Regions from separate parts of the Homo sapiens genome. Here region 1 is linked to region 2. A link is an interaction called in ENCODE POLR2A ChIA-PET data of the cell type or tissue named here. Cell type or tissue: PC-3. All regions are shown on one strand. Links, peaks and the distances in the headings refer to the core of each region. The heading gives the core; the rest is flanking DNA. Region 1 overlaps TLL1 (tolloid like 1). Region 2 has its middle 530 kb from the start of TLL1.

Region 1 (12,248 bases), core at 1,947-9,946, 490 kb after region 2:
ATTTTCAACTAGACCTTCATACCTAAAAAGGATCAGCTTTGCCCTGAATTTCTCAAGTGAGTAAGCTACATATCATTGATTTGGTTTAAGAGTTCTTTCTAATTAAACCGTATTTCAAAAACTAACATATATATGCTGTCTCTGAGAAACAGTATGAGATACCAAACAAAAACACTCAGCTCTGAGAAGGCCTTCTCTCACAATAAAATCAGACAACATTCAGCAACATAAGGATATAAACTATGTTTCCAGAACCTATTGAGATTCTTAGAATTTCAGAGACATGTATTAAAGATTCATTGAGTTAATAAGCATAAATAATTTCATTTTCACAGAAGACTTTAATTATAACAAACTATCATGTACTAAGGGAGTTTTGTTGGTGTTTTTTTAAGTCAATGATCTGGACTTGTTATTTAAATAAGAAAAGTATCCATTGGGAAATTGGCCGAAATCTCTTATTTCAAAAACTGCTTGGAATAAACACGTAATTGCTTCATAGTTCATGTGGCATGGTGATGATTTTTTCAAATATTTGCTGGTGAACTCCAATGCATAATTAAGGTATTTTATATTTGATTAAAGAAGAAAAATGAGAAAAAGAAAACAGCTCAATCCAAAAGCTTTTTTTTTTTCTTTCTATGGTAAGATAAGCACCTCTATGGGAAATGTAATTTCAAATGTAATTTTCTATGATGTGTTTACACAACAGTAAGTATAAACAGATACTTTTTTTAAGGGAATAGAATGCAGTCTTGTTATAATTATCTCTCAATAAAAAAGTTCCTAATCAAGATACCCTGACAGAACGATACCGGAGTCCCTAACTTCTCACATTCTATTGAACAACTATGGAACGAGGAGGAAATCGACTTGGCAACCTGCTTCCAGTAAAGCTATCACATGGGCAGGGATTCTAATCAGGCTGTGCCTGAAAGCGCTCTTTTCAATGTAGATTTCCAGATTCCAATCCAAGCAACTGGTTTTGCACTTCTGATGTGTACTTTAGAGTCTTTAATTTTAAGAAATTTCTCCAGGTGCTTCTAATACTCTGGCAGGTTTGAGAGCTGTTCACATGGGTCACGGACACTGAGTAGGAAACCAGAACCGTAAGCAAACCAAATCAAGTTTTAGAATGAAAAGTAGGAAGCAACAAAGGAGTGGATCAGATCTGAGAGGGCTCCGTGGCTGACAATGAAGACAGAAGTGGAAGTCAGACACTCAAGCTGGACATCTGAATAACACAGTGTGTTAAGACCAGGAACGCAGTCAGGAAACTAGGTGTATGGGTCCCTAGATTGTTGAACAAGGCAACAGTGCTTCCAACAGAAAGACTATTGTCTTATTTTCTGGCTCCAGGGACAACACCATGTTTAAGAACACCATTACTTTGGGAGGCCGAGGCAGACAGATCATGAGGTCAGGAGATCGAGACCATCCTGGCTAACATGGTGAAACCTCGTCTCTACTAAAAATACAAAAAATTAGCCGGGCATGGTGGCGGGTGCCTGTAGTCCCAGCTACTCGGGAGGCTGAGGCAGGAGAATGGCGTGAACCCGGGAGGCAGAGCTTGCAGTGAGCCAAGATCATGCCACTGCACTCCAGCCTAGGCGACAGAGCGAGACTCTGTCTCAAAAAACGAAACAAAACAAAACAAAAAAACACCATTGACTTAATTTTTCCTGTAGCACGAAGAAATACTGTCACATTAAACAGACCCATTAATTACAAGACATTTGGGTTTCAGAAACATTCAAGCTGGGGCAATGCATTTTATGAATGAAATACATGAAGGTAGGGTTATATCAATACGAGACACAGGAAGAACATTGAGCAGTTTACTTAGTTAACTAAAAAAGTTAACTTGAAAATTAAAAAAAGGGGGTTCAGAAATGAGGGCACTTGACAAAAATCAAGCAGATTCTGGTTTCTCTCTTTGTAAACCAAAATAAATCACTGCTTTCCTATATCAAGGAAGTCGTTTACCACCAAAAAGACTGAGACAGCAGATGTATTTAGTGATTACGATTTTAGGCTTAGACTATTCTCATCATCAAAGATATGAATCAACCTAAGTGTTCCTTAATGCATGAATGGATAAGGAAAATGTGGTATATATACACGATGAAATACTATTCAGCCATAAAAAAGAATGAAATCACATCATTTGCAGCAACATGGATGGAACTGGAGATCATTATGTTAAGTGTAATAAGTCCAGCCCAGAAAGACAAATATTGCATGTACTCACTCACATGCGGGAGCTAAAAAAAAGTTGATCTTATGGAGGTAGAGAGTAGAATAATAATTATCAGAGACTGGGAAGAACGTGGGTGTGAGAGGGATGAATAGAGATTGGTTAATGGGCAACAAAACACAGTTAGATAGAAGGAATAAGTTCTAGTGTTTGATAGTAGAGTAGGGTGACTATAGATAATAATAACACATTATATATCTCAAAATAGCTAGAAATGAGGACTTGAAATGCTCTCCACACATAGAAATGATAAATGCTCAAAGTGATGGATATCCTAAATGCCCCAACTTGATCATTACACATTCTATTCATGTAACAAAATATCACATGTACCCCACAAATATGTACCAATATTATGTGTCTATCAACAAACAAAGATTTTAGGCATAGTACTCAGGCTTGGGTTTCATCACTTGGCAGCTATATAATCATGGGCATGTTACTTAATCTTGATAAGCCCCAGTGTTCTCATGTGTAAAATTGGATAATGGGCTATAACAACATTAACTAATTCAAGTGATGGGCGTAGTTATTTGACATAATGCATTGTTTTATTAAATTACTTAGTACTGGTGCAAATTCCAGTTTTAGCCTTATAGTGTTATCAGAGCATTTCAGTTAACTGATTTTCATGAAAACATCAGTGCAAAGATTGTCTTCTATACACTAGTTACAAAAGGGCCCCACATCTTGAAATGTGTGGCTCTACATAGGATGACAAGATGCCAGAGATGGAATTGGTTTTAGGGACTCTTGAAAATTCCCTAATTTTATAGCAGAAGAAATTAAGATTTAGGAATCAATGGATATGAGCCACATTTTTCTACTGGTGTCTAGAAATTGCTTAATTGAATTCTGTCTTACAGTTTTTCCCATTTTCAATTTTTGATGAAACTAAAAAAATGTAGCACATACACATTATTAATAATTCAAATAATAATGAAGAGGAAAGTAAAAAACCCTCCATTTGTTGCCCCCTCTAAGCTCATCTGCTCCCAAGAAGTTACTCCTGTATCTAGGCATCCTCCCAGGCCTTTTTAATGAGCTTACAAATCCATCCTGTAAGAAAGTCATGTTCTCAGAAACACACTAAGCCTTAAGAAACTGGCTTCCAGGCTTTCCGAAAGTGAAACAGCCAGGACTGGTATCCAAGTTTCCTGATTCTCAGCTAGTGCTTTTCACCACAGCGTGATTCCTCCTGTCCTTGTAGATCATGCTTCTGTTTGGGTTCCAAGTGTTCTCTTATTTTCCTTAATGGCAGCTCCTTTTCTCTAGTTTCTTCTGGCCTCTGTTTCCTGCTTATAAAATATATCATTCTAGAAATTTATAAAGATCTTTGTCAGTAGGTATTTGGGGAAAAAAACTGTGCTACTATTACTTGCAAAACTACATGTAACCCTCTCACCTCTAGTCTCAGTTTCTTTATGTTAAAAATGAGGGTAATGATCCCTGTTACTTACTTCTCACTCTGCTGTTATGAGAACTAAGTAACGGCTTAATCCCATAAATAAAAATGTTTGATCACTATAGTGTTTTATTATGGACTTTTCTTGAACAATTCAATGCCTATCATACCATGAGGCCCACAGCATGGTCTACAGACAAAACTCACTAGGTTGCTTTGAAGTTATGTTTCAACAAACCCTTATAGCTTTTCCCACATTCAGTGGCCTCACTTCAGCTCATTCTAAAGCAACTGCATAAGTATCGGGCTCCTTACTGGTTCCTCCTCATCTCCAAGAACTCAAAACGCTGAAATGTCCCAGACCTAAGTCCTTGGAACTCTTTTCTTTATCTACAATCATTCCCCTAGTGATGCCACCTAATCTTACCACTACAAACATCACCTGCATTCTGACGGCTTCTAAATTCATGACTCTCCTCTGAACTTTAAATCTGTGTCCACTTGCCTACTTGAACTTACCGTTTGAATGTTTAATTGGCATCTCAACTCTACAGGTCTAAGTCAACCCTGGCCTCCTCATTTCTTAGTTGTTTCCCATCTCATTCAACCATAATTTTATACTTCCAGTTGCTCAAGTTTTAAACTTTGGAGCCGTTCTTTTCTTTTTTCTTTTTTTTTGAGACGGAGTCTTACTCTGTCACCCAGACTGGAGTGCAGTGGCACGATCTCTGCTCACTGAAACCTCTGCCTTCTGGGTTCAAGTGGTTGTCCTGCCTCAGCCTCCCGAGTAGATGGGATTATAGGCACACCCGGCTAATTTTTGTATTCTTAGTAGAGATGGGGTTTCACCATGTTGGCCAGGTTGGTCTCAAACTCCTGACCTCAAGTGATCAGCCTGCCTCGGCCTCCTAAAGTGCTGGGATTACAGGCATGAGCCATTCTTGTTTCCTCCTCTTCAAGCCCTACAATCAGTTCATCAACATATCCAGTTGGCTCTACCTTCAAAATACATCCAGAATCCATATACTTCCCTCCATAACTAACACTTTGGCCTGTGCCACAACCATGCCTGGCCTGGATTACTGCAAGGGTTTACTCACAGTCTCTCCTGCCTCTGTGCTTGACCTACCCCTTCCCATCACAGGTATTTTCTCAGCCATTTAAAAAGCTAAAAGTTGAGTCCCTCTCTGACTCTGTATCTCCAACCTCCTTTACCTGAATTCCATGCAGACTGCTATTAGTTTAGTGTTTTCCACGCTTCCCTTTTTTTTTTTTTTTTTTTGAGACAGGGTCTCACTCTGTCACCCAGGCTGCTGGAGTACAGTACAACCATGGCTCACTACAGCCTTTCACTTCCAGGCTCAGGTGATCCTCTCACCTCAGTCTCCTGAGTAGCTGGGACTACAGGCAAATGTCACCGCACCTGGATAATTTTTAGTACAGATGGGGTTTCTGCCATGTTGCCCAGGCTGGTCTTGAACTCCTGGGCTCAAGTGATCCTCCTGCCTTGGCCTCCCAAAGTGCTGGGATGACAGGCATGAGCCACTGTGCCTGACCCATCCTTCTATTTAAGGGGTGCTACAATGCAAAACTTAGATGATCTGGAGTTGGAAGACCGGAGTATAAGTAGCACCTCCACCACTTACCAGCTGTGTAAGAAAGTCATTTAACTCTTCTAAATGTCAAATTATTTTTAAAATGAGAATAACAATTACTACTTATTCTATCAAGTTGCTGTAAAATCAAATTACATATTTGAAATTGCTTTGAAAAACATCAAGTGCCAGAGAAATATTTAGTATTCATTGTAATCTCATCCTTCCTGTCTACTCAAAACCCAGCTCACACCTATTGTGAAGCACTTCCGTGGTGAACTGGTAAAGAGTATCTCTTCCTTTACAGGCCTATAGCAGTGTTTGTTGGAAACATTTGTAATACTTTTTATCAATTGATATAATGAACAGGTATTTCAATATTAGAATGCTGCTTATCAGAAGTTTATAAAAGTGTCTTACAAGGCCAGAAGTGGTGGCTCACGCCTGCAATCCCAGCACTTTGGGAGGCCAAGGCGGGTGGATCACTTGAGGTCAGGAGTTCGAGACTGGCCTGGCCAACATGGTGAAAACCTGTCTCTACTAAAAACACAAAATTAGACGGGCGTGGTGTTGCGTGCCTGTAATCCCAGCTACTCGGGAGGCTGAGACAGGAGAATCGTTTGAACCTGGGAGGCAGAGGTTGCGGTGAGCCAAGATCATGCCATTGCACTCTAGCCTGGGCAACAAGATCAAAACTCCGTCTCAAAAAAAAAAAAAAAGGCTTGCATTAAATTAATCTTACTCTACGTTTTATTAAACTAATCTGTATACTTACTGTGTTACTCCTGACCAGACATACTCTCTTTGCAGGACAAGATGCCTTTTACAAGCTACCCTTTTAATTCCTCACATATTCCACACATACCTAGTAAAATAAAATACACACATTTTTGTAGCCATTGTGGCTATTTGGATTCAATGAACAGGCTATTTGGATTCAATGTATCATGATGAGCAAAATCATGCTTCCCATGTTAAAAGAAATGTCTACTATGGCCCTAAAAAACAAAAAAAAATATGGCTTGAGTCCAAAGACAGTCTTTTAACAAAAACATTACTATGACATACTCTTAAATATTTGTTCATGCTAAACTGGGGTCACAAGTGTAATCTTCATGAGGACAAACACAAAACTGTATGTTCTTAATTTTTAAACTTTTTTGAGACCATTGATATATGTATGTCAAAAACACAAACTGAAGTTTCAAGAAAAATAAGCAAGCTGTCAGAATCTCTTGAGCCTGTTTTGTTTCACATGTTTTAGTTGCAAACAATTACTGAAATAAATGTTGACTGATTTCTCTATTACAATGATGCAGAAAATATAAAACAGGTTTAAAGAAAAATCAGAGTTATGAAACTAAAAATTTGGAAATGATTCTGATTCCTTGGTGGAACAGTTCCTTGGATATGACACTGAACCAAAAAAAAAAAAAAAAAAACTGGAGAAATAAGCTGACAAAAGGATCTGTAGTCTACTATCCTATAAAATCACTACACTAAGATACAGGCCTAATTCAAAGAGACAATTTACTAAGAGTGAATAAAACCAAATATTAAAAGAATTGTCTACTCACAATTCTTTCATGGATGAGCCTGAAAAACTGCAATAATTAATCTCAAATTAATTAAATATATCTTATCTCCTTTCTTATAATTTAAATATTTCCAAGATTTTCACTAAACTGGTTGGTTGTATATTATAATTTCACTGTTTATTAAAATAGTTTGTATTTCCTCTATTTCTCCAAATGGAGCAGCAGTACAAGAAGCTATTAAAAGCCCAGGCTTGGAGTCAAGCCACTTTTGTTCAAATCCTAGCCCTTGTATTTCTTCACTTTGTGACAGGGAAGATTAACCTCTTTATGTCTCAGTTTCCTCACATGTTAAATTGGTATTGGAACAATATCTACCTTATAAGGTTATTAAGAGTATTAGAACTAATATTTTTACTTAACATATGACAAGAAGCTGGCACGTAGTGCATACTATGTGTTTGTTATTATTAATTTTAATTAACTAAGAGGTTAACATGCATTTTCTTAAAGGGCCGAAAAATAAATATTTCAGGCTTTCTAGAGGCTCACACTATCTATAGTGGCTGCACGTACTCAAATACGCTGTTGTAGCATAAAAGTAGCCATAGACAATACAAAATAGAATGAGCACAGCTATGTTCCAATAAAACTTTTTTTAATGAAACTTTTATTTGCCAAAACAGGCATCGGGCCTTAGTTTGCTGACTCCTGAATTATAATGTATACAAAACTGCTCCTATCCTAGAAATGAACTATGCCATTATGACTCTCAAAAGGCAAGCAGAATCATTCCTAGAACGTAATGATGGTATCTGCCTCAGCAGACATTTGTGGGGTGTCTCACGGTGAGGGACTGGGAAATGAGTCAGAAAAGCAACCGATGACGCTTTTCAAAAATAGATTAGGAATCCTAATGTTTGTTTTAACACATTCAGACACCTTCTCTTCACTTCAACCCCTAATCCTAACCAGTTCCAACATTATCACTCTTAATTGTTCTATGCTCACTTCAAAGTTGTATGTGATGCTAATTTCAACCAAATTTCACCTCTATAAAAGTAGGAGTGTGTGTAATTCCAGGGAGGAGGTGCAAGCAGGGCATGCCAGTAAACAGGAAGACAACAGGAGGAGAAGATGACGAGGTGAATAAGGCCCAGGAGATAAGATCTAAACAGGAGTCAACAGAAAATCACAATAACCAGGAAGAATTTAGTACACGAAATCCTTTGTGAATCAAGACATTATAATACAGGGCTAAAGGAAAGTTTAATATGAGTTTAATCTGATGAGGGAAATATTTAAATTTTTGTTCAATTAAAATCCAACATAAGTTGAATTTCAATCTTAACAGCTTTATTGAATAAAATCAACATAAAGTAATCCACGTTCTAACATGTACATTTTGTTTACTCATTCACCTAAGGATGGACATTTTGGTTGTTTCCAATTTGGGACTATTAGGTATAAAATTATTGTGAATAAAGGTTTGTAGGGACATATGCTTTCATTTCTCTTTGGTAAATGTATACGAATGGGATAGCTGGATCGCATAGCAGGTATAAGTTTAAATTCTTTAGGAATTGCCAAATAGTCTTCCAAAATTGTATTGCTTTACACTCCCACAGTATTGTATGAGCACTGCAGTTACTTCACTAACACTTGGTATTTATTATCAGGCATTTGGAGGGGTACTGGTCCAGTATTTTGTAAATTGCCCTTCATTTGCCTAATGGTCTGTCTATCTGAGACGTTCTAATAGGTTAAAGAAGTATCTCACTGTGGCTTTAATTTGCATTTTCCTCATGGCTGATGTTAAGCTTATTTCCATGTGCTTATTTTCCGTCCAATTTCTCTTTTTGATGAAGTATATTTGGTAAACCATTTAAATACATTGCTTATTTTTTATTAAGTTGCTAGTTTTCTTATTAGATTTTGAGACTTCTTTATAGGTTGCATATGCAAGTCTTCATCAAAGATGTGAATTGAAAAGATTTTCTTAAATCCGTGGCTCACATTTTCATTTATTGAAATAATTTGTGAAATTAGAAAATATTTGTTATTACACAGGAAAACAAAACATGGTGCTTTTATGAATTAAGAAGGAATTAATTAGCTGATAGATAAATCTACATATCAGAAAATATTCTACAATTTATAATTTATCATAGAATTATCTAAGGGTTCAAATGATTGACATCTTCATTTTGTCTCCTCTAATTCCTCCTTCTTCCCTGCCTGCTTATAAGGGGTACACACTTTGGGCAAAATATCCTGCCCTTCATATCGATAAAGTTTATCAAATTCACCTTCACAGAACTAAGAACAAATGCCAAGAGAGCTAGTGTAATGCCAAGACTGAACTAGTCAAACAAACAGGGACAGAAACAAAATTAGAAACCAAGAGACCTGAACACAGGTAGGAATGGATGAATGAGAAAACATGGCATTTTTCCAGGAATCATGAGGTAATAATCTTATTAGACTTCAGAGCAAGTAGTTGGCCGAGTAATCAATATAAGATTGTATTCATAGGCAAGTTCTTCCATTTTCTAGGAAACATTTCATGGATTTTAACTGTTCTAGACTCCAGAGCATAGAGAATGAAGGAAAACTCGACTGTAACATTAATACAGACTTTTTTGAAAAAGATGCCATATAAAAAAAAATTACAAAATAACAAAAGATATATGCAAAATTCTAACATATCAGCAACAAGAAACTAGCGTTTGTTAAACGTATAATATAAAAAGACTAAATGAGATTTTTTCCTGAAATATAATGGTGGTAAATGTATTTTATTTACTTTTATACCAAAAAAACCCTATATATTTTATGTATACCCCTTGATGAATTTGGAAGTAAGCATCCACCCATGAAACCTATGCCATAGATTATACCACAATATGTGCCATAAACCTCTTGTGATCACCAAGTGTCTTTCTGCCTTATTATTTATTATTATTATTTGTGTGTGTGTGTGTGTGTGTGTGTGTGTGTGATAAGAACTTAAGATCTAACCTCTGCTGGGCGCAGTGGCTTACGACGGTAATCCCAGCACTTTGGGAGGCCGAGGCAGGCAGATCACAAGGTCAGAAGTTTGAGACCAGCCTGATCAATATGGTGAAACCCCGTCTCTACTAAAAATACAAAAATTAGTGGGGCATGGTGGTACACACCTGTAGTCCCAGCTACTCAAGTGGCTAAGGCAGAAGAATCGCTTGAACCCAGGAGGCGCAGGTTGCAGTGAGCCAAGATTGTGCCACTGCACCCCAGCCTGGGCGACAGAGTGAGACTCCGTCTCAAAAAAAAAAAAAAAAAACAAGAAAAAGATCTACCCTTTTAGAAAAATTTTTAGTATACAATACAGTATTGTCACTTTCTTTGTTTTGTTTTTGAGACAGAGTCTTGCTCTGTTGTCCAGGCAGGAGTGCAATGGCACGATCTCGGCTCACTGCAACCTCCACCTCCTGGGTTCAAGCCATTCTCCTGCCTCAGCCTCCTGAGTAGCTGAGACCACGGGCATGCACCACCACACCCAGCTAATTTTTGTATTTTACTAGAGATGGGGTTTCCCCATGTTGGCCAGGCTGGCCCCAAACTCCTGACCTCAGGTGATCTGCGTGCCTCAGCCTCCCACAGTGCTGGGATTACAGGTGTGAGCCACCGCACCCGGCCTATTGTCACTTTCTTAAAAGTATCTTTTGATGAGCAGAACTTATTAATTTTGATGAGCAGAACTTAATTTTGATGAAGTATAATTTATCAATTATGCACAGTGTTGTTGGTATCTTAAATCGTTGCCCAACTGAAAGTCACAAACATTTTCTCCAATATTTTCTTAAACAAGTTTTAGAACTTTAGGTTTTACATCTAAGTCTGATTCATTTTGAATTAATGATTTATATGGTGCTGTATATGTATCAACATTTTGGGGGTAGGTTTTACACATAGATATCCAATTGTTCCAGCCTCATTTGTTGAAAAGACTATACTTGGTGTGTGGCTAGGAAGATGGCCTAATAGGAATAGCTCCAGTCTACAGCTCCCAGCAAGATCAATGCAGATGGTGGGTGATTTCTGCATTTCCAGCTGAGGTACACAGCTCATCTCACTGGGACTGGATGCAGCCCACGGAAGGCAAGCCAAAGCAGGGTGGGGCGTCGCCTCACCCAGGAAGCAGAAGGAGTCAGGGAACTCCCTCCCCTAGCCAAGGGAAGTCATGAAGGACCATGAGGTGAGGAACGGTGCATTCTGGCTCAAATACTGTGCTTTTCCCACAGTCTTTGCCTACCTGCAGATCAGAAGATTCCCTCAGGTGCCTACACCACAAGGGCCCTGGGTTTCAAGCACAAAACTGGGCAGCCATTTGAGCAGACACCAAGCTAGCTGCAGGAGGTTTTTTGTTTTGTTTTTGTTTTTTTGTTTTTTTGTTTTTTTTTCATAACCTGGTGGCACCTGGAACGCCAGTGAGACAGAACTGTTCACTCCCCTGGAAAGGGGGCTGAAGCCAGGGACCCAAGTGGTCTAGCTCAGCAGATCACACCCACATGGAGCACAGCAAGCTAAAATCCACTGGCTTGAAATTCTTGCTGCCAGCACAGCAGTCTAAAGTCAACCTGGGATGCTCAAGCTTCGTGGGGGGAGGGGCATCCACCATTACTGAGCTTAAGTAGTCGGTTTTCCCCTCACAGTGTAAACAAACATGCCCAGAAGTTCGAACTCGGCAGAACCCACCACAGCTCGGCAAAGCCACTGTAACCAGACTGCCTCTCTAGATTCCTCCTCTCTGGGCAGGGCATCTCTGAAAGAAAGCCAGCAGCCCCACTCAGGGGCTTATAGATAAAACTCCCATCTCCCTGGGACAGAGCACCTGGGGTAAGGGGTGGCTGTGGTTGCAGCTTTAGCAGACTTAAATGTTCCTGCCTGCCAGCTCTGAAGAGAGCCATGGATCTCCCAGAACAGCACTCCAGCTCTGCTAAGGAACAGACTGCCTCCTCAAGTGGGTCCCTGACCACTGTGCCTGCTTACTGGAGTCACCTCCCAGCAGGGTTCAACAGACACCTCATACAGGAGAGCTCAAGCTGGTATCTGGCTGGTGCCCCTCTGGGACAAAGCTTCCAGAGGAAGGAACAGGCAGCAATCTTTGCTATTCTGCAGCCTCCGCTAGTGATACTCAGGCAAACAGGGTCTGGAGTGGACCTCCAGCAAAATCTAGCAGACCTCCAGCAGAGGGGCCTGACTGTTAGAAGGAAAACTAACAAACAGAAAGGATTAGCATGAGCATCAACCAAAATGACATCCACACAAAAACCCCATCCGAAGGTCACCAACATCAAAGACCAAAGGTAGATAAATCCATGAAGATGAGGAAAAACCAGTGCAAAAAGGTTGAAAATTCCCAAAACAAGAACGTCTCTTCTCCTCCTCCAAAGGATCACAACTCCTCACCAGCA
Region 2 (12,248 bases), core at 2,092-10,091:
AAGCGATGTTCTTATATTTGCTATCTTATTTTAAAATTTTGTCCATTTGACTTAGTCTTTGGCTGAGAATAGTTTTTTTATCACTTAGTTTTCATAATTTCTATTTCTACTTATTTATTCCCCAATTTTCTGTAGTTCCTGCTTTACAAAGGAGATTTCTACCTTATTTCGCTTGACAAATACAACTTCTTGCATGTTTTTCCTGTAATCTATGGTCTTTGGATTATCTAATGCAATGCTCTTCTCTGTGTCAGTAGAAAATTTTGTCTTAAATTCTATTATGTCTTTTATTAGAGTTATACCTTATGTGAACAAAAAGTGTTGAATTATTGAATGAAACACACACAAATAACAAATCTTACCATAACCAGACATTTCTAATGATTCAAACAATACAGGTAATCACAGGCTAAGCATTCTTTTCTTGGAGAAGTTCTATAGTACCCATTAATTCCTTTTTTCCCTGTAATAGGATATATCGTGGCTTTAGCTTTCACAGAGATTTGCTATGATTGATGAATGCGGAAAATTGCATACAGGGAGCCACTTATTCTGGAGCGTCCCCATTTTATACAAAGCATAATTAGTATCAATTAGACACTTTGTGTGGCTATATCCTTTCTACAGACAAGGGTGCCTCATAAATCCACAAAATTCAGTTCTGCTAACTATAAACAATACAGATAGACCAGAAATATCCACTCTAATAATTATGCATAGCAGTTTAAGTTCTTACATTACAAATGAATAATAAAATCAGGTGAGTATTTCAATTAAGAAAGATGATTATTTTTAGACTACATAAGTGCTCAAAAAGTTGTGAATTAACTTATCTATGAAGACATTGATTGAGAACAGAATCTTGTTAGTGCTTTTTAAAATACAGAATTCAGATATGCTTAAAACTATAAGCACATTGTTGGACACCAAAGATAATAATAATTAATATAGACAGGGAAATTGAACTTTAGAGAACATACATATTTTTGTTCGTACCAAATTTTTACATCTGAATGTAGCTAAGAGCAATTAATACATTTATTCCTTTTAAAAATGTAAACTTAACTTTATTTTGTGCTACAACCTTGTTGTTTTTTAAGGGGAGGGAATATTTACCATCTTTCACATTTCAGGTACTACGACACACACAACAAGTTTCAAAATAGCAGTGAGTATTTAACATAGATTTTTGAAAAATGTATTCCAGGGAAAGTTAATGGTATATAAGTTTGTAAAACTATAAGAAGCCTAATATAAACTCACTCCAAAACTCTTAGATTCTTCTTCTAATGTACAAGTTATTAAATTTTAAATTAAAACCCATCTCTTCATTTTGTTTTCTTATTAATACTAATATTACAAAATATAATAATTTAGTACTTTTTTTAATGAGGGGGGACAGTTTTATTTTTCCTCACATATACTAAATATGTAATTTCCTTAGAATATTAGGAATTCAATATCAATTAAAATTTTATGATCATACTGCTATTTAAAAATTTTTAATTGTGATAAAATACATAGAACATAAAATGTACCACCTTAACTATCTTCAAATGTATAGTTTGGTGGCATTAAGTATAGTTTGGTGGCATTCACATTGTTTTGCTATCATCACTAGCATTCATCCACAGAACTCTTCATCTTGGAAAAATACAACTTTTACCTATTAAACAACAACTTCCCAACCTTTGTCTCTCTAGTCCCTGGCCACCAATATTCTACTTTTTGCCCCTATTAATTTAACTACTCTAGGTGCTGCTTATAAGTGGAATCATACAGCATTTATGTCTTTATGACTGGCTTATTTCACTTAGCACACTGTCCTTAAAATTCATGTATGTTGTAGTATGTGTCAAAATTTCTTTTAAGACTGAATAATATCCCATTGTACATATATACCAAATTTTGTTTACCTATACCTATTGATTGACACTTGGATAATGTTATTATGAACAAGGGTTTACAAATCTCTTTCAGTCCTTATTTTCATCCCTTTTGGATATATACCCAGAAGTAAAATTGCCTGATCTTATGGTAATTCTATTTTTAATTATTTAAGGAACTTCCTTTTACTTTTCCTATAGTGACTACATGGTTTTACATTCCCACCTGCACTGCACAAAGGGTACAATTTCTCCACTTCCCACCAACAATTATTTTCTGGGTTTTTTTGTTTGTTTGCTTACTTGATTTCTTTTTGGTGTTTTTTGTTAGTTCCTTTGTTTAGAGTAGCTATTCTAATGGGTGTGAGGTCATATCTCATTGTGGTTTCAATTAGCATTTTGCTAATGATTAGTGATATTGAGCATCTTTTCATGTGTTTATTGGTGATTTGTTTATCTTCTTTAGACAAATATCTATTCAAGTTCTTTACCCATTTTTTAAAAATTGTATTGTCCATTTTTGTTGTTTTTTAAATTGTAGTTAGTTTTATACTCTCAATATTAACCCATTGTCAGATGTGTCCTTTGCAAATATTTTCTCCCATTCTTTGAGTTGCCTTTTCACTCTGTTGATGGTGCCCTGGGATGTATGGAAATTTTAATTTTTCTGTGGTTCAATTTGTTAATTTTCTTGCTTTGTTGCCTGTGCTTTTGGTGTCAAGTTTAAGACATTATTGTCAAATTCAGTGTCCTAAACTTTTATCCTATGTTTTCTTCTAAGAGTTTATAGTCTAAGCCCTTACATTTACCCTTTAATCAATTTTGATTTAATTTTGAGTGTGGGGTAAGTAAGGGTCCAACTTTATTCGTTTACATATAGCTATTCAGTTTTCCTGCACCGCTTGTTACAAAGACTGTCTTTTCCTCCATTGAATGGTCTTGGCACCCAAGTTTAAAATCACTTGACCATGTATGTGAGGGTATATTTCTGGAATATCTATTCTATTTCATTGGTCTATATGGAAGCCTTTATGCCTGCCCCACTACTCTGTTTTGATTGCTGTAGATTTACAATAAGTTTTGAAATCAGGAAATGTGAAACCTCCAAATTTATTCTTATTTTTCATAATTGTGTGTGTGACACCTTCTTTTTCAAGATTGTTTTAGGTATTTGGTGTCCCTTGAGATTTCAGGTGAATTTTAGGACGCATTTTTCTGTTTCTGCAAAAAACAAAAAACAAAACACACACACACACAAACATTGTTTGGTAGAGATTATACTGAATATGTAGATCACTTTGATTAGTACTGACACCTTAACAATATTAAATTTTCTAAATCATAAATGTGGAATATCTTTTCATTTATTGGTGTCTTCTTTAATTACTTTGGCCAAAATTTTGGAATTTTCAGCATATAAGTCTTTCCTTTTCTTGGTTAGACTTATTCCTAAGAATTTTTATTAACTATCATCTATCTATTCATTTTTGAGACGGTGTCTCACTCTGTCGCCCAGGCTGGAGTGCAGTGGTGTGATCTCGGCTCACTGCAAGCTCCACCTCCTGGGTTCATGCCATTCTCCTGCCTCAGCCTCCTGAGTAACTGGGACTACAGGTGCCCGCCACCACGCCCGGCTAATTTTTTGTGTTTTCAGTAGAGATGGGGTTTCACCGTGTTAGCCAGGATGGTCTCGATCTCCTGGTGATCTGCCCGCCTTGGCTTCCAAGGTGCTGGGGTTACAGGCGTGAGCCACTGCTCCCGGCCAGAATTTTTATTATTTTTGATGTTACTGTAAATGAAATTGTTTTCTTAATTTTACTTTTGAAATGTTCATGTTAGTTTATAGAAACACAACTGATTTCTATGCACTGATTTTGTATCCTATGACTTAGCTAAATTCATTTACTAAATAGTAATTTAATTTACTAAATTAAATAATTTAGTTTCTGTGTGGAATCTTTAAAATTTTTTACATATAAGATCATGTTATCTGTGAGCAGACATAATTGTATTTCTCCCTTTCCAATTTGAATGCTTTGATGAAGTTGTTTTAATTTAAATATCATTAGTTAAAGTAGCAAGTCCTTTAATTTATCTTTAGAAGTTACATTCAATTTAAGATAAACACAAGGCAACAAAACAGAAAAATATTTTATCCAGACTTAACATCCACTTTGAAAAAATTATCATACTCCCATGAGCTTAGTTCCTAAAATAATTAATTTGTCATTTAAAAAATCTCTGCTTTTACTAGTGTATGTGAAATGTTCATAGCTGCCCTCTGCCCCACACATAAACATTGAAACTGAAACATCCCTCAATATTTAAGATGGTTTATACTCTAAATGAGCTACCTGGCCTAAACTACGTTAACTTTTTTAATATATTATTTAAAGATGTGGAAAAGACTATAAGTGCAATACTTTGCAAAGTGTATTATTTTCTTCCTGCTCCAATTTAGGTCAGGTTTCCTCCAAAAAAATTGATAAATATTTAGGACTTAAGCAAGGCAATTATCACTTCTCAGCCTTTTGCCTAAGATCAAGTGAAGTAAAGCACTTGTCAATGGTGACCCCCGAATGAACCTATATTTTCTACATTTGTTTCAGCAGGGAATACAGTAGTGCTTCTCTGTCATCTCTAAAAATATATACTATTTTTATCATGGAAATTTTATGACCATTTTATCAAATAATACACATTTGTATATGAGATTTATGCCTTTGAAGTGTGAGAAGGACATGCTAAGCAGTGAATTTGTACCTGCAGTTTGCATGAATCCTTTTTAATATGTGTGAACAACTGATACATAGAACAGGATTAATTAACTATACAAATTAATTCAATCCATACTTATTTTAATTTTTCACTAATAGGACTATCAAGAATTTTTCCTACAGATACATTAGCATGAGTATGCAAAGATATATATACATACAAACCTATGTGCATAAAGAATATTTCTGCAACTCTGTTTAAGATTCCAATGTTTTGAAACAGCCCAATAAGTAATAATCATCAATAAATTAATATCTATAAAAATGAATATTTATATATTAAAAAGAGTATGTGATAGCTATTGTTAATTTTAAAACACTTCAGAAAATATGCATTGAATGATCGCCTTTTCTAAAAAAAAATATATGTTCTTGTCCATCTAAATGCTACCTACTTGTGTATTAGCATCAATATGATATTGCTTTAAGAAACAAAAGTCTTAGATGCATAAAAGCTTTTAATATAGTTACCTCTAAGGAAGAGTTTTGGTGTGAAAATATTTAGAAAAAGTTATTATAATTTGGATAACTTAAATTATATAAAATTTTAATAATTTAAAATATAGCTTTTTAATATATTTTCTTTCTGCTGTTGCTGATGCTACGTATGAGGACAAGACCTACATATACACAGATATGAGTATAAATCCACTTGAAATGAATTTTAAAGCATTTATTATACAATTCTGGTAAAGTCTATGAATAAGCTTAATGTAAGAAATACATTCTCAGGCAAATAGTCATGACATTTTTTAAAAAGAAAACATTACAAAAACAAATGTACCATGAGTAAATTTGTATCAGGTCTCTGTTCTATCCTGGATTTAAAAGGATCATTAACTTCATTGCAGAATGTAAGCAGGTGGTGCGTAGAAAGAACCCCATATATCAAGAATAAACATTTTAAAATATATGAGTCCATTGAGGTTCCTTGTGTAAACATCGTGTGCAAGGAGCTAGAAAAGTAAATTTAGTTATTTGATTTGTGTTTGCAGCTAACCAGGTGGTGCAGCTAGACTTTTGTCCTGAAAGACAACAGTTTTCTGCTCCCGTCTCCTTTGCAGCATACACAAGCTAAAGTGACAGCCTGATGATTTCTGCCTGTGGCTCAGCCCTGACGATCTTCAGATCCTAACTCCTTCATAGTGTTAAGAAAACTTCTAACCCCTGTACTCTACTCTGAGGACTATCATTTAGCTGTATGTTTGCTACATTTAAGCAGTGGTATGCCGCAGGGAAAAGAGATCCCAGCCAGCCCTGATTTGCAGTGTTGCATTGTAAGTGCTCCCACCTGGCTGCTTTCAAGCTACCAATGTGCTGTCTCTGGATAAATATGGAGTTGGGAAAAGGTGTCAATAATCAGCTCTCATAAGCCATTGCAACCTGGCTCCAGCACATCACTGATTTAAGACACATTTAGTCTCTATTTGCTTCTTTATACAACATGAAACTATAATTTTGTTACATTCTTAAAATGACTTTTTATTACATACGCTACACATGCACACACACCCATACAAGTTTGTGTATCTATGTGTGTATATTTGTATATGTGTGTGTATCTATCTCTCCATATATATATATACACACACACACATATATATACATATGTATAGATGCATTTTTCCATCCTTTTCTTATTCCACAATGATATGATGACTGGTGATATTCTAGGAAGAGGTTGATGAGAAAAGCTTGGTCCCAAAATGAAGATGACATGCAGCAGGGCCACACCTGAGTCACAGTGGACTGTGTTCTGTGTTATGAGCAAAATACAAGCCTTTGTTGTTGCAAGCAACTGGTTTTGGGGAGTCATATGTTACCCCTACATAATTTACCACATCATATGTAAGATACGGTCTCTGTGACCTAATGGAGTGGCCTGAGGAAGCATGACAGCCTGACAATGACAGAAATTCAGGTTAAAATATACTAGTTGGAGGAAATAATCTTTTCAAAATTGGTTCAAAAAATGTTTGGCAGTGTAGTCCCTTGTATTTTGAAATATACCTTTCTCCTAGTTACGTAACTGGGAATTCGAAATAACAGTGACACCTTACAATGCATTTTTACGTACGTAAGAAGTTATTCTCATAAAGGGCTTTATATTGCGATCCCAGCTCAAGTAAACATTTATGAACAAATCAGCTAACCTTAGTCTTCTTTCTAAAGCACCTCTGAATGAGGTACGATATGCAATCTTTACTTAAGTCATCATAATCCCTTTTACAACAAGAAGTCTAATGCATAAAACAGACTTAAATGTACTGCTGATGTTTCATCAAGATGAGCCATAAAATAATTATCCTAATGTCAATGCTTTCTCTTATAAAAACCTAAGATCAGTCTTCCATTGCCTGCCATTCCTTGTTTTAACCTAGCCCTTTGCAACTTTTGAATGATTGGGGTAGGGAGGGTGTTGCAGACCTTGCTACATTTCAAAAGGAATCACCAAAGCTTCCTAAAGTGCCTCACAATTCCTGTCATAACTATGACATGATACATACAGGCATATTGAACGTGGCTGTCCTCCCAGCTTCCCTCATTTGGCTCCCTTCTTAGAGTCTTTGTCAGTCCCTTATGCTATCTCCCCATTTTGGTTTCACTAATGTCTAGTGCATTTTAAAAAAAAAAAAACAAAAAACCTTCATTAAACATTTTTTAAAGGGTTTTCTCCTTAGTTCTACCAAATCTGTAGTTCAATTGTTGTAAAAGCAGTGAGGGATAGTGAAACTTACCTGGGGATCTTTATCCAATTACACAAATCTTTAAATTATTCCCAAATTTCTGAAGTGATATCACTATATTACACAGAGTTACTAGGTGTAGATGAAGAATCAGATGAAATTAGGAAAAAATTTCCCAGGTGATTTTGGTATGCCCATTTTTCACGTCACTGCACCCCTCACTGCCATCGTCCTTTGGGAATCACGAGTGTTTTAATTCTGTATTTCCCAAACTTGGTTACATCAAAATCACATGAAGAGTTGAAAAACAAGAGCAACAACGAAATCAAAAACTCAAAACAATGTTTAGGCTCACTGTGATGTACTAAATTTCAGTCTCTGGAGTTGAGGCTGGAAACCTGGACTGTGAATAGCTTACAACTAATTCTGATGTAGATTCACTACTTTTAATTATCTCTGTCCCCCCAGGAAAACAACTGGGTAAAATCTCACACTCTGCCATCTTTGACTGAAGGTCTTGAAGTCTCAATTTCAGAGCTGTGGTGGGAATCACTTCTAACTAAGTCTTTTATCACATCTCCCTCTCTGACTGTGACTCTTCCACATTTAAGGATTTCTGATTTCATTGGATCCACTTGAATAATCCATGATAATCTCACTATTTTCAAGTCAGCTGATTAGCAAATTAATTTCCATGTGCAAACTTAATTCTCCTTTGCCATGTAACCTATTTACAGGTATTGGTGACTAGGACATGGAAACCTTTGATGTCCACTATTCTTCCTATCACACTCCTTATAAAATGGATAAAGATTATTTTTTAAAATTTTGTTATGTGTGTGTACCAATGTGTGTCTGTGTGTGTGTGTGGGGGGGGTGTGTGTGTCCATGTCCTGGTACAAAACATAATTCTTACTACGGGTACTAAACAAAACCAAACAACAGCAAATACATCTATTGATCAACCTACCTACCTATCTGTCTATCATTTACCTTTCTATTTTTCTGTCTATCTGTATATGTAGAAAACAACTGATGGCTGAAACTGGATCCCTTCCTTACACCTTATACAAAAATTAATTCAAGATGGATTAAAGACTTAAATGTTAGACCTAAAACCATAAAAACCCTAGAAGAAAACCTAGGCAATACCATTCAGGACATAGGCATGGGCAAGGACTTCATGTCTAAAACACCAAAAGCAATGGCAACAAAAACCAAAATTGACAAATGGGATCTAATTAAACTAAAGAGCTTCTGCACAGCAAAAGAAACTACCATCAGAGTGAACAGGCAACCTACAGAATGGGAGAAAATTTTTGCAACCTACTCATCTGACAAAGGGCTAATATCCAGAATCTACAATGAACTCAAAGAAATTTACAAGAAAAAAAAAACCTATCAAAAAGTGGGCGAAGGATATGAACAGACACTTCTCAAAAGAAGACATTTATGCAGCCAAAAGACACATGAAAAAATGCTCATCATCACTGGCCATCAGAGAAATGCAAATCAAAACCACAATGAGATACCATCTCACACCAGTTAGAATGGCAATCATTAAAAAGTCAGGAAACAACAGGTGCTGGAGAGGATGTGGAGAAATAGGAACACTTTTACACTGCTGGTGGGACTGTAAACTAGTTCAACCATTGTGGAAGTCAGTGTGGCGATTCCTCAGGGATCTAGAACTAGAAATACCATTTGACCCAGCCATCCCATTACTGGGTATATACCCAAAGGATTATAAATCATGCTGCTATAAAGACACATGCACACGTATGTTTATTGCGGTGCTGTTCACAATAGCAAAGACTTGGAACCAACCCAAATGTCCAACAATGATAGACTGGATTAAGAAAATGTGGCACATATACACCATGGAATACTATGCAGCCATAAAAAATGATGAGTTCATGTCCTTTGTAGGGACATAGATGAAGCTGGAAACCAATATTCTCAGCAAACTATCGCAAGGACAAAAAACCAAACACCGCATGTTCTCAGTCATAGGTGGGAATTGAACAATGAGAACACACGGACACAGGAAGGGGGAACATCACACACTGGAGACTGTTGTGGGGTGTGGGGAGCAGGGAGGGATAGCATTAGGAGATATACCTAATGCTAAATGACCAGTTAATGGGTGCAGCACAGCAAAATGGCACATGTATACACATGTAACAAACCTGCACATTGTGCACATGTACCCTAAAACTTAAAGTATAATAATAATAAAATTAAAAAATAATAAATAAAATAAAATAGGTTTTGGAAAGACTTACATTTCAAAAAAAAAAAAAAAGAAAACCACGAGGGTATTATTTTAACCTTTTGCTTTCTATCTTCACATCTAGGTTTTTTCTGAAGAAAAAAAAATTTGTTAATTCAGTTTCAGAAGTAGTGTGAAATAATACAGTCTTCTTTAATATGATAGTCTATATATAGTAAAACATGTCTACTATATGTAATTTATAAAATTCTATTTTTAAATAGATTACAAATAGTTCTTAAACTGATTTACCCTTGAATTCGGAAATTAAAAGCAAAACAAATTTAATTTCAAATTGATTTGGGGTTGTATGTAATGTGAAATCATTTGAAAACATTAGAATTAATATTTTAATGGGAAGAAATAAATACATTTAATACCACATACGTATTAGTTAATAAAAATGTGTTTTCCAGTGATGAAGACAAAATTGAAACCATCAAGAACATAAGTTTTATTATTTACTACAGGGACCCATTCCATTTTTATTTTATTATGTATCACTAGATTCAAAAGAAAGTTACTATGTGGATAAATACAAAGGAAAAAATAATTTGCGTCACATGATGAACAAATTTTCAACAGTTACCAAAAAATATCCAAATTTGATATTTTCAAGTAAATATTATTTTGTAAACTCTGAATAAAATTAAAGTTATAAACCATGGAATACTGACATTCAACTGGTATGCCAGGTTGTCTGGTAAACCTCAAACCCTTCACAGGTTTCTTGTCAAAGAGCTCCATATGTAAAAGTTAGTTTTGGTATAATTAAGTTTATATACTCTTAGAGTTTAATTGATCATAGAAAATATGAACCATGCTGTGATATTAAAAGGTGTACAATTTGCTGCTGACAATAGTTGGCAGAACTTACATCTTAAAATGATTGAGCACTTACTGAAATGTTAAGAAAATTTGTCATTCATGTGCTTAAACCTTAAGCATTTTCTCACAAATGACAACAAAAAGGCAAATAATGTTTAAAGAAAAACTGTGAACTGAACACAAATTAATCAATGTGTAATATAGATTTAATTTAATCATAATTGCTAACTTGTTTAACTCTATTTCTTCCTTGAATTCTCTTCAAGGTGCCACCAGAGAGTCTTATTTACTTGGGAAAACAAAATGTGTTGCAAATAGCAAGCGGTGGGAAATCAAAGGCAGAAATGCTAATATTCAGTTCAGAGAATGGGGAAAAGTCACATATAGAAGTATGTTTCTATCTACAATCTGTAAGTCCTATCACTGACTTTCATATAAGGCCAGCAATTAGGACAGTAATAAAATTCTCTTTTTCATTCTGGCTGAGATTTAACTACTTCAGTTAACTTTGGAAGCACAGCCATTCCATGGCTGAAATATCTGTTGAATTACCAGTGTTGTTGCTTTATGCTGTTGAGTCTAAGGAACCCATAAGCCAAAGAGAAACTGCACACAAATGCCAATTTGACATCTATAGTAAGAATTTAGCGCCAAATATGTTAAGGGCTGCCCATTTAGTAGTAGCTCGCGTTTATTTGGAAATTGCTTTGCCAAGATCTATGTAAGGTGATTAATGTACATTGTCATTTAATTTTCACAGAACTATTTTTACTAGCATTTTGGAGATGAGAGAAAAGGAAAAAGTAGACTTTATTCTTTTTACATACTCATGATGAAGACTGGATCAAGATTTGAAAACAAGAACTGAGAAAAAAATTGTTACATTTTGATCATTATGCTATCCTAAAGTGTAATCCAAGTATGCTAAAAATAGAGTACATATAGTTCTTAAATCTGCTTTACCTTTTAATTCAGGTATTGAATGGATGTAGTTGTCTTTCTTTTTTTATTTTCAGCTTTATTGAGATATAATTCACAAATAAAATTGTGTATTTTACAGTGCACGACATAATCTTTTGCTATACACACACATTATGAAATAATTACAATCAAGCTTGTTAACATATCATCTCACATTGTTACCTTGTGTGTGTGGCGACAGTACTTAAAACCTACTCTCTCAGCAACTTCCAAGTATACAATACAGTATTATTAACTGTAGTCATCATGCTCTACTTACTCCTGAACTTACTCATCATTTTTTTCAATTCAACTTTTATTTAGATACATATTCAGGTTTATTACATGAGTATATTGCACCCAGGTAGTGAGCAGAGTAGCCAATAGGTAGTTTTTCAACCTATACCCTCTTCTCTCCCTTCCCCCTCTAACAGTCTGCAGTATCTACTGTTCCCATGTTTATGTCCATGTGTGCTCAATGTTTTGCCTCTACTTATAAGATAGACCTGCATGTTGAACATAAGTCAATACAGTATTTATTTGGTTTTCTGTTCTTGCATTAGTTCACTTCGGATTATGGCCTCCAGCTCCATCCATGTTGCTGCAAATGATATGATTTCGTTCTTTTTTATTGCTGCATGGTATTCTGTGGTGTACATGTGCCACATTTTCTTTATTCAATCCACCATTAATGGATACCAAGGTTGATTCCATGTCTTTCCTGTTGTAAACAGCATGGCAATAAACTTACTTGTAACTGCAACTTTCTACCCTTTGGCCAGTATCCCCCCATTCCCTCTGCTGCAGCCCCTGGTTGCCACACATGTACACACAGAAA

What was found. Peaks named below come from ENCODE experiments on the same cell type or tissue, not always from the same donor. Only the 100,000 strongest peaks of a DNase experiment are listed, where the experiment ranks them.
Region 1: POLR2A ChIA-PET joins it to region 2 with 5 read pairs; 1 of 35 experiments calls an interaction of 5 or more read pairs at or near these places.

The regions. Positions count from the first base shown.
Region 1 is chr4:165,901,279-165,913,526 of GRCh38, reverse strand. All of the region lies in intron 1 of TLL1 (tolloid like 1), which reads right to left. Among named protein-coding and RNA genes, the nearest start is that of TLL1, 34 kb to the right of the region's middle. In PC-3, for the core only: no CTCF peak of the experiment used is centred there; no DNase peak of the experiment used is centred there; H3K4me3 peaks cover 467 bases; H3K27ac peaks cover 1,649 bases.
Region 2 is chr4:166,394,139-166,406,386 of GRCh38, reverse strand. No RefSeq gene overlaps it. Among named protein-coding and RNA genes, the nearest start is that of TLL1, 530 kb to the right of the region's middle. RefSeq lists an enhancer at 3,009-3,178. In PC-3, for the core only: no CTCF peak of the experiment used is centred there; no DNase peak of the experiment used is centred there; H3K4me3 peaks cover 574 bases; H3K27ac peaks cover 511 bases.